Linked DNA regions of Homo sapiens: region 1 is linked to region 2. Evidence: chromatin contacts called from ENCODE Hi-C or POLR2A ChIA-PET data. All regions are on one chromosome and are shown on one strand. The core of a region is the stretch at or near the end of the contact, and the rest is flanking DNA. Distances in the headings are between cores, read along the strand shown. Region 1 holds the start of TRAFD1 (TRAF-type zinc finger domain containing 1). Region 2 holds the start of MAPKAPK5 (MAPK activated protein kinase 5).

What was found. A loop is a pair of places that touch in the nucleus more often than their neighbours do. ChIA-PET counts read pairs that join two places held with the same protein, here RNA polymerase II (POLR2A). Pooled maps may share reads with other maps.
Region 1: a map of CD8-positive, alpha-beta T cell shows a loop between it and region 2 (5-fold over the local background). The contact joins the promoter of TRAFD1 here to the promoter of MAPKAPK5 in region 2. A Hi-C loop is called at or near these places in 3 of 168 maps with a recorded cell type or tissue (CD4-positive, alpha-beta memory T cell, CD8-positive, alpha-beta T cell and naive thymus-derived CD4-positive, alpha-beta T cell), 7 of 37 single-sample maps with no recorded cell type and 15 of 50 pooled maps. POLR2A ChIA-PET finds 5 or more read pairs at or near these places in 11 of 52 experiments (CD4-positive, alpha-beta T cell, CD4-positive, alpha-beta memory T cell, CD8-positive, alpha-beta T cell and 7 more).

What each region holds. Positions count from the first base shown.
Region 1 is chr12:112,122,141-112,127,153 of GRCh38, reverse strand. It overlaps TRAFD1 (TRAF-type zinc finger domain containing 1), which reads right to left and starts at 1,594. Exons shown (of 12, transcript NM_006700.3): 1 at 1,536-1,594. RefSeq lists enhancers at 1,068-1,137, 1,548-1,597, 1,575-1,869.
Region 2 is chr12:111,839,014-111,844,138 of GRCh38, reverse strand. MAPKAPK5 (MAPK activated protein kinase 5) reads right to left here and starts at 1,911. Exons shown (of 14, transcript NM_003668.4): 1 at 1,370-1,911. The coding sequence starts at 1,405. It overlaps MAPKAPK5-AS1 (MAPKAPK5 antisense RNA 1), which reads left to right and starts at 1,134. Exons shown (of 2, transcript NR_015404.2): 1 at 1,134-2,812; 2 at 3,662-4,372. RefSeq lists enhancers at 1,226-1,325, 2,056-2,335 and silencers at 1,416-1,765, 1,846-2,025.

The DNA.
Region 1 (5,013 bases), core at 345-2,844, 280 kb before region 2:
CAGTGGGAAGGGCAAAAGGCCTAAAAGCAATGAAAGAGAAAGTAAAGGCAGATCTGGAAGAGCATAATAAAAAAGGGGAATGACTCAAGAAGGTCTTGTCATATCAGACAGAAAGAATATTGGATTCGATTCCAAGCTCAATGGTAAACCACTGAAGGGCTTTAAACTAGGGAATGACATAATTCAAGACACCCATTCTGGGCTGGGCGCAGCAGCTCACGCCTGTAATCCCAGCACTTTGGGAGGGCGAGGTGGGCAGATCACTGGAGGTCTGGGGTTCGAGACCAGCCTGGCCAACATGGCAAAACCAAGTCTCTACTAAAAATACAAAAATTAGTTGGGCGTGGTGACGGGCGCTTGTATCCCAGCTACTCAGGAGGCTGAGGCAAGAGAATCACTTAAACCCAGGAGGCGGAGGCTGCAGTGAGCTGAGATCTCGCCACTGCACTCCAACCTGAACAACAGAAGGTGACTCCATCTCAAAAAAAAAAAAAGATATTCACTCTGATATGAAATGGCAACTAAGGAAGGCTGTCCGACTGATTTCAGGTGTGCTCTATTCCAGCCCACTCTGGCCAACTCTAAGGCCAGAGCTCAGATGTAGCAGGTGCTTGCTTTTCTAGATGCAAGGAGACTGGGGGTAGCCTGCAGGGTCCCCCTCTGGGGGTCAAGGTCTGGCTGGTTCTGCCAGATTTAACCTCTCTGGGCCTCAGATTCTTCAGGCAGAGGACTGACAATACTTCAAAGGGTCAAGGAAACGGGCGAATGCACGGAAGAGTTGAGGCACAGAAAAGTCTTCAAGCTTATAAGGAGCCTGTTGGGGGTCAGCTAGATCTCTCTAGTCCGCAGAGGGGACCGTCCCTCTGCCCGAGGCGGCGGAGCTTCCCCTGCCGGGTCCAGATACCCCAAGGCAGTTTCCAATCGCCCCCGTCCCCAGGAAGGTCGGTGATGGGGAGTGAAGAAGTAAGCGGCTTCTCAAATAATAGCAGTTGCCAAACGCTTACCGGGAAAATCTTTTAATCCCGACTACAATCCTAAGAGGTGAAAGTCTTGGTCCCCACTTTAGAGGCTACGAAAGCGGAAGGCCACCTGAGTTTTCCACAGCACCAGCGGGTCGGAGTGCGAGCTCGGACTCGGGTCCTTCGGCTTCGAGGCCGCATTAGGCCACTCGCGACCCCCCACGCCGGCAGCTCGAGGCTCGGACTCTAGGCCCAGGCCGGCACTGAGCCCAGCTCCGCCCGGGACGCGGTGGTCACAGCGGCGCTGCGAACGACGCCCGCTTCCCGGCTCACCAGACCAACCTAGGCCGCGAAGGGGGCGGCGTCGCCGGGGGCTGCCAAGGCGCCGGTTCCCTGAGGAGAAAGCGCGGCCTCCTCCAGGTGCCTGAGATGCCGCCGCGCGGGCATCCTCTCCTCACAGCCGCGACCCCGGGCCCAGAGACCCCTCGCCCACACACCCCTCCCTTGGGATGCTGGACCCTTCCTAAACTGGAGGCCACAGGGGATCTCCAGCCGCGTGCCGCCGCTACACCTCACCAGGGACGAGAGGAGAAACGCTGAGTTGACACACTAGCTGCAGACACGGAGCCTCCTCTGTCAGACCCCGCACTGAACAACGGCCCTCAGAGCTGCCTCACCACTTCCGCCCATCGCGGAGGAGCGCGCCCATTGGCCAGGGGCGGCTCCAGCTGTCGGCCCATTGGATAACACCGTTGTCGCTCCCAGGGCCCCGCCTTCTGCGCGTCGATTGGCTCCCTGGAGGCCCACGGGGGCGTGTCCCTGGAAGCCCTGGCCCCTGCACATCTGGAACCAGAGGCACGAAGCTGAGCTGTGAGCCTGTTGCTGAGTTTAGCAACTGTCCCCGACACAGGCTAATAATATTTGCATGAATAATTCTGTACAAACATTACTAATATGCTTAATATATTGAGATAATTAATGGTATTTGTTCTTTTCTCATGGGCCGTTAATACTTATTAGTCATTCTTATTGCTATGATAATGCCCTTGTGCAAGACTTCTGCAGATCTGTGACCATATTTTTTGAGCACTTTGCTTTTTTGCAGTGGAAGAATGAGAGCCTGAGATGCAGGTTTGAGAGCTAGTTTCTCCACTTGCTGCCTGAATGGATTCCCTGAGCTTCTCTTACCTCATGTATAATAAAGGAGAGAATAATTATATAAGTATAACCAAGCACATATTACAAACCAACTTATAATTATATAAGTATAACCAAGCACATATTACAAACAATACAGCAATTTAAAATTATGATTCCATTGCAGATTATAATTGCAAAATATGGAGGCCAAGGCGGGTGGATCTCTTGAGCTCAGGAATTAGAGACCAGCCTGGGCAATATAATGAAACCATATCTCTACAAAAAAAATACAAAAATTAGCCAGGCGTGGTGGCACGCACCTGTAGTTCCACCTCCTTGGGAGGCTGAGGTGGAAGGATCCCTCGAGCCCAGGAGGCAGGGCTGGAGTGAGCCCTGATCATGCTACCGCACTCCAGCCTGGGGGACAGAGAAAGACCCCGTCTCAAAAATAATATAATATAATATAATATAATATAATATAATATAATATAATATAATTGCAAAATGTTAATGAGATAGTACTAAGCAAGAAAAGCATCTAACAGGCTGGGCGCGGTGGCTCACGCCTGTAATGCCAACACTTTGGGAGGCAGAGGCTGGTGGATCACCTGAGGTCAGGAGTTCAAGACCAGCCTGGCCAACATGGTGAAACACCGTTTCTACTAAAAATACAAAAATTAGCTGGCCGTGGTGGCAGGCGCCTATGATCCCAGCTACTTGGGAGGCTGAGACAGGAGAATCGCTTGAACCCAGGAGGTGAAGGTTGCAGTGAGCCGAGATTGAGCCACTGCACTCCAGCCTGGGCAACAAAATCAAAACTCCGTCTCAAAGCAATATTTATAACAAGATAAAATATTTAGCTTAAATATGCAATATAACTTGTGTGATTCCAAACATATAAAGTTTAAAACCAGGGAAAATTAACCTAAAGTGAGAGAAGTAAGTAACTGGTTCCATTCAGAGGGTATATAGCCTGTAAGGAGATATGAGAAAGATTTTCTAGAAATGTTTATATCTTGATCAGCAAAGTGATTAACACAGATGGATTAATTAGTAAATAGTTATTAAGCTACACACCTATATCTTAAGCACTTTACATTGTATGTTACATTTTAATAACAAAACTTACTGGAGTTCAAAAGAAAGCACAATCATTAACAGTTAAAAAGCAATCAGAAAAAATGTGTATTAATATGAATTAAGTATATTAATGTATTAAGTATATATAAAGAAAAAAGATAACCATATAGTGTGTTCTTTTATGAATAAGGTGTTTTAACTCAGCATAATGTTTTTGAGGTTTATCCATGCTGTTGATAATATCAAGTCTATTCCTTTTCAGTGCCAAGTAGCATAGCACATGGATATGCCACAATTTATACTGACAAACATTAGAGCTGGTTCTAGTTTTTGGCCAGGCATGGTGGCTCACGCCCACAATCCCAGCACTTCGGCAGGTCAAGGTGGGTGGATCGCCTGAGCTCAGGAGTTCCAGACCAGCCTGGGCAACATAACAAAACCCTGTCTCTACAAAAAATACAAAAATGTAGCCAGGCGTGGTGGCTCATGCGTGTAGTCCCAGCTACTTGGGAGGCTAAGGTGAGAAGATTGCTTGAGCCTGGGAGGCAGAGGTTTCAGCGAGCTGATATGGCACCACTGCACTCCAGCCTGGGTGACAGAGCAAGACTCCATCTCAAAAAAAAAAATTGATTCTAGTTTAAGCAGTAGTAACCATTCTTGTGCAAGTCTTTGGGGATATATGTTTTTATTTCTCTCAGATAAACACTTGGAAGTGGGATTGCTGGATCATACGGTAAGTCTATGTTTTAACTTTACAAGAAACTACCAAACTGTTTTCCGAAGTGATTGCACAACTAAACGTTCCCAACAGTAGTGTAGGAGAGTTTCAGTTGCTCCGTATAGTCATCCACTTGGTATAAACACATTTTGAATAAATAAACAGGAGAATGGCAGTCCTGTCTTCCGTTGCCTGAGTGACCCAGAAGCTCCTCTAAATTCATAGTTCACAGTGGGAGGAGACAACAAGGTCCAGGGTAGCAAGGAATGAACTGAAATAATGATAAGCTCAAATTTCACTTAACCCCTGGGGTGCCTTATTTTCACTGGCCTAAATCCAACAGCAGAAATAAAAAAAGTTTAGGGATATTTTATTCCTGACCAAAAAAGGCAGGCAAGGCGGGGTGATTACAGTGGCAGCAGAAAGGATTTAGATTAGGTTAGAGGAAGAGCTGCTTCTTGGTTTACCAGGAGTCACCTGTATGAGAGGATTAGATGGAGTTCCCCCCAACCTCCTTGTACCAGAATCTTTAAAGGGTTTGTTAGAAACTTATTTTTATTTATTTATTTACTTATTTTTTATTTTTCTGAGACAAAGTCTCACTCTCTCGCCCAGGCTGGAGTGCAGTGGCGCGATCTCGGCTCACTGCAACCTCCGCCTGCCGGGTTCAAGCGATTCTCCTGCCTCAGGCTCCCGAGTAGCTGGGACTGTAGGTGCCCACCACCATGCCTGGCTATTTTTTTGTATTTTTAGTAGAGACAGGGTTTCGCCATGTTGGTAAGGCTGGTCTTGAACTCCTGACCTCAAATGATCCTCCCACCTTGGCCTCCCAAAGTGTTAGGATTACAGGCGTGAGCCGCTGCGCCCAGCCGGCTTGTTAGAAATTTGAATGTCTGCTCAAGGTCAACCTCCTCACTATCCCAATTCCCTAGTACCTCAACCTCATCCCTAAAAACTCACTAAATTAACTGAATCTGGATTTCTGGTGTCATGGCCTAAATGGCACTTCTGGGCTCTGGCAGATTTAGCATTCACTGCAGTGGAATTTTGATAAAGCCCAAAGGGAGAGGTGTTGCCCTACCCTTCCCAGCTCAGCCCTACTCAGAGCCCTGCCAG
Region 2 (5,125 bases), core at 662-3,161:
AAACCTCGTCTTCCTTGGGCCAGGCACGGTGGCTCACGCCTGTAATCCCACCATTTTGGGAGGCCAAGGCGGGCAGATCACGAGGTCAGGAGATCGAGCCCATCCTGGCTATTACGGTGAAACCCCGTCTCTACTAAAAATACAAACAAAAGAAAAAATTAGCAGGGCGTGGTGGGTGGGCGCCTGTAATCCCAGCTACTCGGGAGGCTGAGGCAGGAGAATGGCGTGAACCCAGGAGGCGGAACTTGCAGTGAGCCAAGATCGGGCCACTGCACTCCAGCCTGGGCGACAGAGTGAGACTCCGTCTCAAAAACAAACAAACAGACAAAAAACCTGGTCTTCCTTAATGTATATGTTATATGTTGATGCCTCCTTTAAAGGGTTAAGTTTCTTTGGAATGACTTGATGATTTTGAGAAACTATATACACCACCTAAAGAATTGGTAGAAATGTAAATTCTTAATCATTACTAGTAACTGTCTTGAAGGGGAAAATAACCCCAAGCTGCCAATAGATGCCTGTCCTTCAAGATAAAATGAAATTATTCAATGCACTGGGCTGACTTAACACTACAAATAAGTAAATAATACATCAAACTTTAAGCGTCAATGTTTAATTTTCATAAGACTAATTTCTTAGCTACAGCTGTCAAGACAGATAACTGGCCCTGAGTGGGCAAAATGTGCCTTTAAAAAAAAAAAAAGTTAAAAACAGGTTTTAGAAAACTTATTTTATTTGTGTAATTTTCGAACACACATTTGCTTTTCTTTTGGTTTAAGTGCAGTTAAGTCACAGGAACTGTTAACTTTTCCTAAGTAAACTCAATGCTTCCTAGGAGAAAGAAGAGGAAAAAGAAAAAGGGGAGAATACACGGAAAAGTGAGGACAACCTATTCCCCAAAGGACAGGTTTTGTACGGCGAACCACCTTTTTCCAACTGCAGATTTCCAGAAGGCTGATTTCAAACAAATCGGGAGGGATGGATAAATTCCAACTCTCCAAGTTCTGTAGACCATCCGGAAGCAAATGCTGGCGGCCTTGGGGAGTGATCGAAACGTGTAGTAGTAGTAGTAGGGCTCTCTTCGTCCCATTCATTGACACTTAATAGTGTCTCCAGGCCACTCACCTCTGTTCCAGCTGAGCACAAATCACACTCACCAGGGAAGCTGGCGGGAGTCGGACACACACCTACACCCACACCCATAACCCTTGGCCCCAGGGCTGTAAAGCGCGATCCACGGAATCCGGGGGAGGCCGAAACCCGGTAGTCGATGGAACCTCTCACTGCAAAATCTCCCTGCTTTTTGAGGCTAGAGCCGAGAAGAACGCCACAGGACAACGCGGGGGAAGAGGGGGCACCTCCCCCTTACCTTGATGGCTTTGTCCATGTCGCTCTCCTCCGACATACTCAGTGGGGCCCCCACAGCCGGGAGAGGCGGAGGCTGCTCAGCAGCCCTGTCCCCGCGCGGCCGAGGGAGCAAAGGGCTCGGCACTCGGGCCCCTGGGCCTCGTGGCGACGGGCAGCAGCCGCCCCTCGGGACCGGTGGGGATGAGGACCCCGGCGCCGGCTCTGCTTCGGCGGGCGGCTCTAGGCTGGCGGCAGCAGCAGCGGCGGAGGCGGCGGCCCCTGGGGACAGGTCTTTGTGCTGGGCCCCACGCGGCCGCCTCCTAGCCTCATCCCCAGCTGGGGAGGCAGGCTCCTGGGGTAGGGCGAGGCGGGGAGGGCCTCGACCCGGGGCGCCGTGCAAGGGCCTCGCGGGGCCGCCGCTTAGACCTGGGCTCGCCAGGTCCTAAAGAAGAGCCTGCGCCTCCGCCTCCGCCGCCTGCACCGCCGCGAAGCCGAAGCCGAAGCCGAAGCAGAGCTCGGCGCCGCTGCTCCCGCCGCCGCCTCAGCGCCACACATCGCCGGGACACCCGCGCCGGGCAGCCCCGCCGGCCGCCCTCACGCACGCGCTGTGCCCCGCGGGAGCTCCAGGCCGCCCCTCCTGCCGCCCAGCTTCGTGACTCCACGGCCCCACGCGCCCCTTGCTGCCTTCCGCTGGGGTTTCCGAGCCGCCCCCGAACCGCGCACCCGACTTGCAGGCGTCCGCCTGGGCCTCCCTAAGACACGCCGCATACAGGACAGGCCCCTGGGCCTTCCGCGGCGATGGCGCTGCGCTAATGACGTCATAGGCCCGGACTCGCGTGAGTGCGCGTGCGTTGGGGCCTCAGCCTTTATCTCCACTCTGCGGAGATTCACGCCTGGAAAACGCTCTTCTGAGAGGATCTGTGGAGGTCAACCCAGGAGAGAGAAGACAGGACTGAAGCACTGAAAGGGTCCTGCCGTTAAGGGCGCAGGATTGTATAGAATATATAATAGCAGTAGCAGCTCTGTTTACGGAGCATTAACCTTACGTGGAGTTATTTCCTGCATTTCCTCCTTTCGTCTTTACAAGGTAGCCGTTTGGCGTCGTGAGGTATGGATGTTCCCATCCCTAATTTGCAAAATAGGTAACTGAGGCTCAGGAGAGCTAGACTAGTTTGTGCACAGCCGAGAAGTGGTCAAGCTAGAATGGGACCCCAGGTTTGTGCTCCCTACTCTCCACCGATAACCTATCAAAGGGCTTTGCAAGAGCTTTTGACTAATCGTCTGTCAATGGTTCTTCATTCACGTATTAATTGCACATCAGTATGTGCCAAATCTACTAGACATTGGAGAAACAGTAGGAACAACACATGGTACCGGCACATGGATCTTTCAGGAAAACGAAGTAGGTAATAAACAGGAAAAAGCCCGAGTCTGATGCTAAGAAGAACATAAACAGGATGCTGAGGTAAGAGAATAACTGGATGTGGGGACTTCTTCGTATTAGATGATTAAGGAAGGAATCTCAGGAGGTAACATTTAAGCTGAGACCCCTGAGGAATGAGAAAGGGCTGGCTATTGGAAATCCAAGGAAAGATTTCTGGGCAGATGGGTAGAAATTTTAAGGTGGAAATAAGCTAAATATGTTCAAGAATCAGCAAGAAGGTCATTGTAGCTGGAGTAGATCGAGTAGGAGGAGACTGATAAAGGGTGAGGTTGGAGGCTGGGCGCGGTGGGTCACGCCTGTAATCCCAGCACTTCGGGAGGCCAAGGCGGGCGGATCACTTGAAGTCAGGAGTTCGAGACCGGCCTGGCCAACATGGCGAAACCCCGTCTCTATTTCAAAAAAAGAAAAAAAAAAGTATAAAAAGGATGAGGTTGGAGATGTGGGCAGGGGCTGCATCATATGTGGCCTTTGGGGGTCATAATCAGGACTTTGGATTTTATTCTAAGCTATTGTAAGGTTTTAAAGTAAAGAGTGATGTGAACAAATTTGTTTTAAAAGATCACTCTGCTTTGTAGAGAATAGAATATAGGAAAGCAAGAATGGAAACAGAGCTATTAGGAGGCTATTGGAGAATAATGCAGATGAGAGATTATTACACTGTCTGAACTAAGGAGGTGGCGGTAAAGGTGTAGAGAAGATGGATTTTTTTTTTTAAACGGTCCCACTGTCTAGAGTGCAGTGGCGTGATCACAGCTCACTGCAACCTAGACCTCCTGGGCTCAGGCGATCCTCCCACCTCAGCATCCTGAGTAGCTGGGACTATAGGCGCATGCCACCATGCCTGGCTAATTTTTCGTATTTTTTTTGTAGAGATTGGGTCTCTCCACATTGCCCCGGCTGCTCTCCAACCCCTGAGTTCAAGTGATTCACCTCCCTTGGCCTCCCAAAGTACTGGGATTACAGGCGTGAGCCACCGTGCCTGGCTGAGAAGATGGATTTAAGACATATTTTGGAGGTAACATTGTCAGGACTTCCTGAAGGATTAGATGTGGAAGGGAAGGATAAGAAACAGACCAAGGATAACTTTCAAATGTATGCTTAAGCAACTGGATGGATAATGATGCCATTGAGTGAGTGAAAAACTTGATGGAAGTGGAAGATTCAGAGTTCATTTCTATCTAGGTTAATTTGAGACATACCAGAGCATAAGTTAAGTAAGTAATTGAATATTGGAGTGGAGACTTATTTGTCTACCGAATTATTGTTTTCTTTGTCGGACATACACCTACACTGCATTCCTCAAAGTAAAATTTAAGTGTGGCTCTGTGCCTATGCTCTCCCCAGCGGAAAGTGACCAGAAGAGGTGTGCAGTTTCCAGGCCTGGCCCATACAGACCTCCAACAGGTGCTCCCCTGTGCTGTTACTCCTTCTGCCAACTGGAAGCAGATGGTGACCAGGCTCTGGAGAAGGCAAGGCCTGAAGATGGGAGATTCCTAAGTGGAGGAGAACTGTGCCTTACTGACCTAAATATCCACTCAGTATTGTTATGTGAGAATAAATAAACTTGTGTTGACCGTTTACTTACTTTGAGTCTTTTGTTCTAGCAGCTTTGCCTATGCTACCTAATATGAATAAGAGCAATGATCCCGCGATGAACTTTGGGAGAAAATTTTTAAATGACTTCAGTTGACATCTGTAACAGGAAATATTCGTGCAAAAGTAATTGTGGTTTTTGCCATTTAAAAATAATGGCAAAAACTGCAGTCATTTTTGCACTAACCTATAGAAGATGCCTTGGATTTATTCATTCATTTCATCCAGTAAGAATTTCTCTCTGCCAGGCTCTATGTCTTGTAATAGAGATGCAGAGATGATGTCGTATAATAGAGATGCAGCAATGAAGAGACAAGGTCCCTGCTCTCAAGCAGCTTTTAGTCTAGCTGTTCAACTTACCGACTTATTTGCACGTGCTTTCCCACTACCTAGAAACTCATGCTTCCCTCATAACACACACACATACACACACAGCCTGGTTTCTACTCATTCTTCAACTTTATTCTTCTTTGAGGCGGAGGCTCACTGTGTCCCCCAGGCTGGAGTGCAGTGGTGCGATCTCGGCTCACTGCAACCGCCGCCTCCTGAGTTCAAGTGATTCTTCTGCCTCAGCCTCCCGAGTTGCTGGGATTACAGGCACCCGCCACCACGCCCGGCTAATTTTTGTATTTTTAGTAGAGACAGGGTTTCACCATGTTGGCCAGGCTGGTCTCGAACTCCTGACCTTAGGTGATCCGCCCACGTCAGCCTCCTAGAGTGCTGGGATTACAGGCGTGAGCC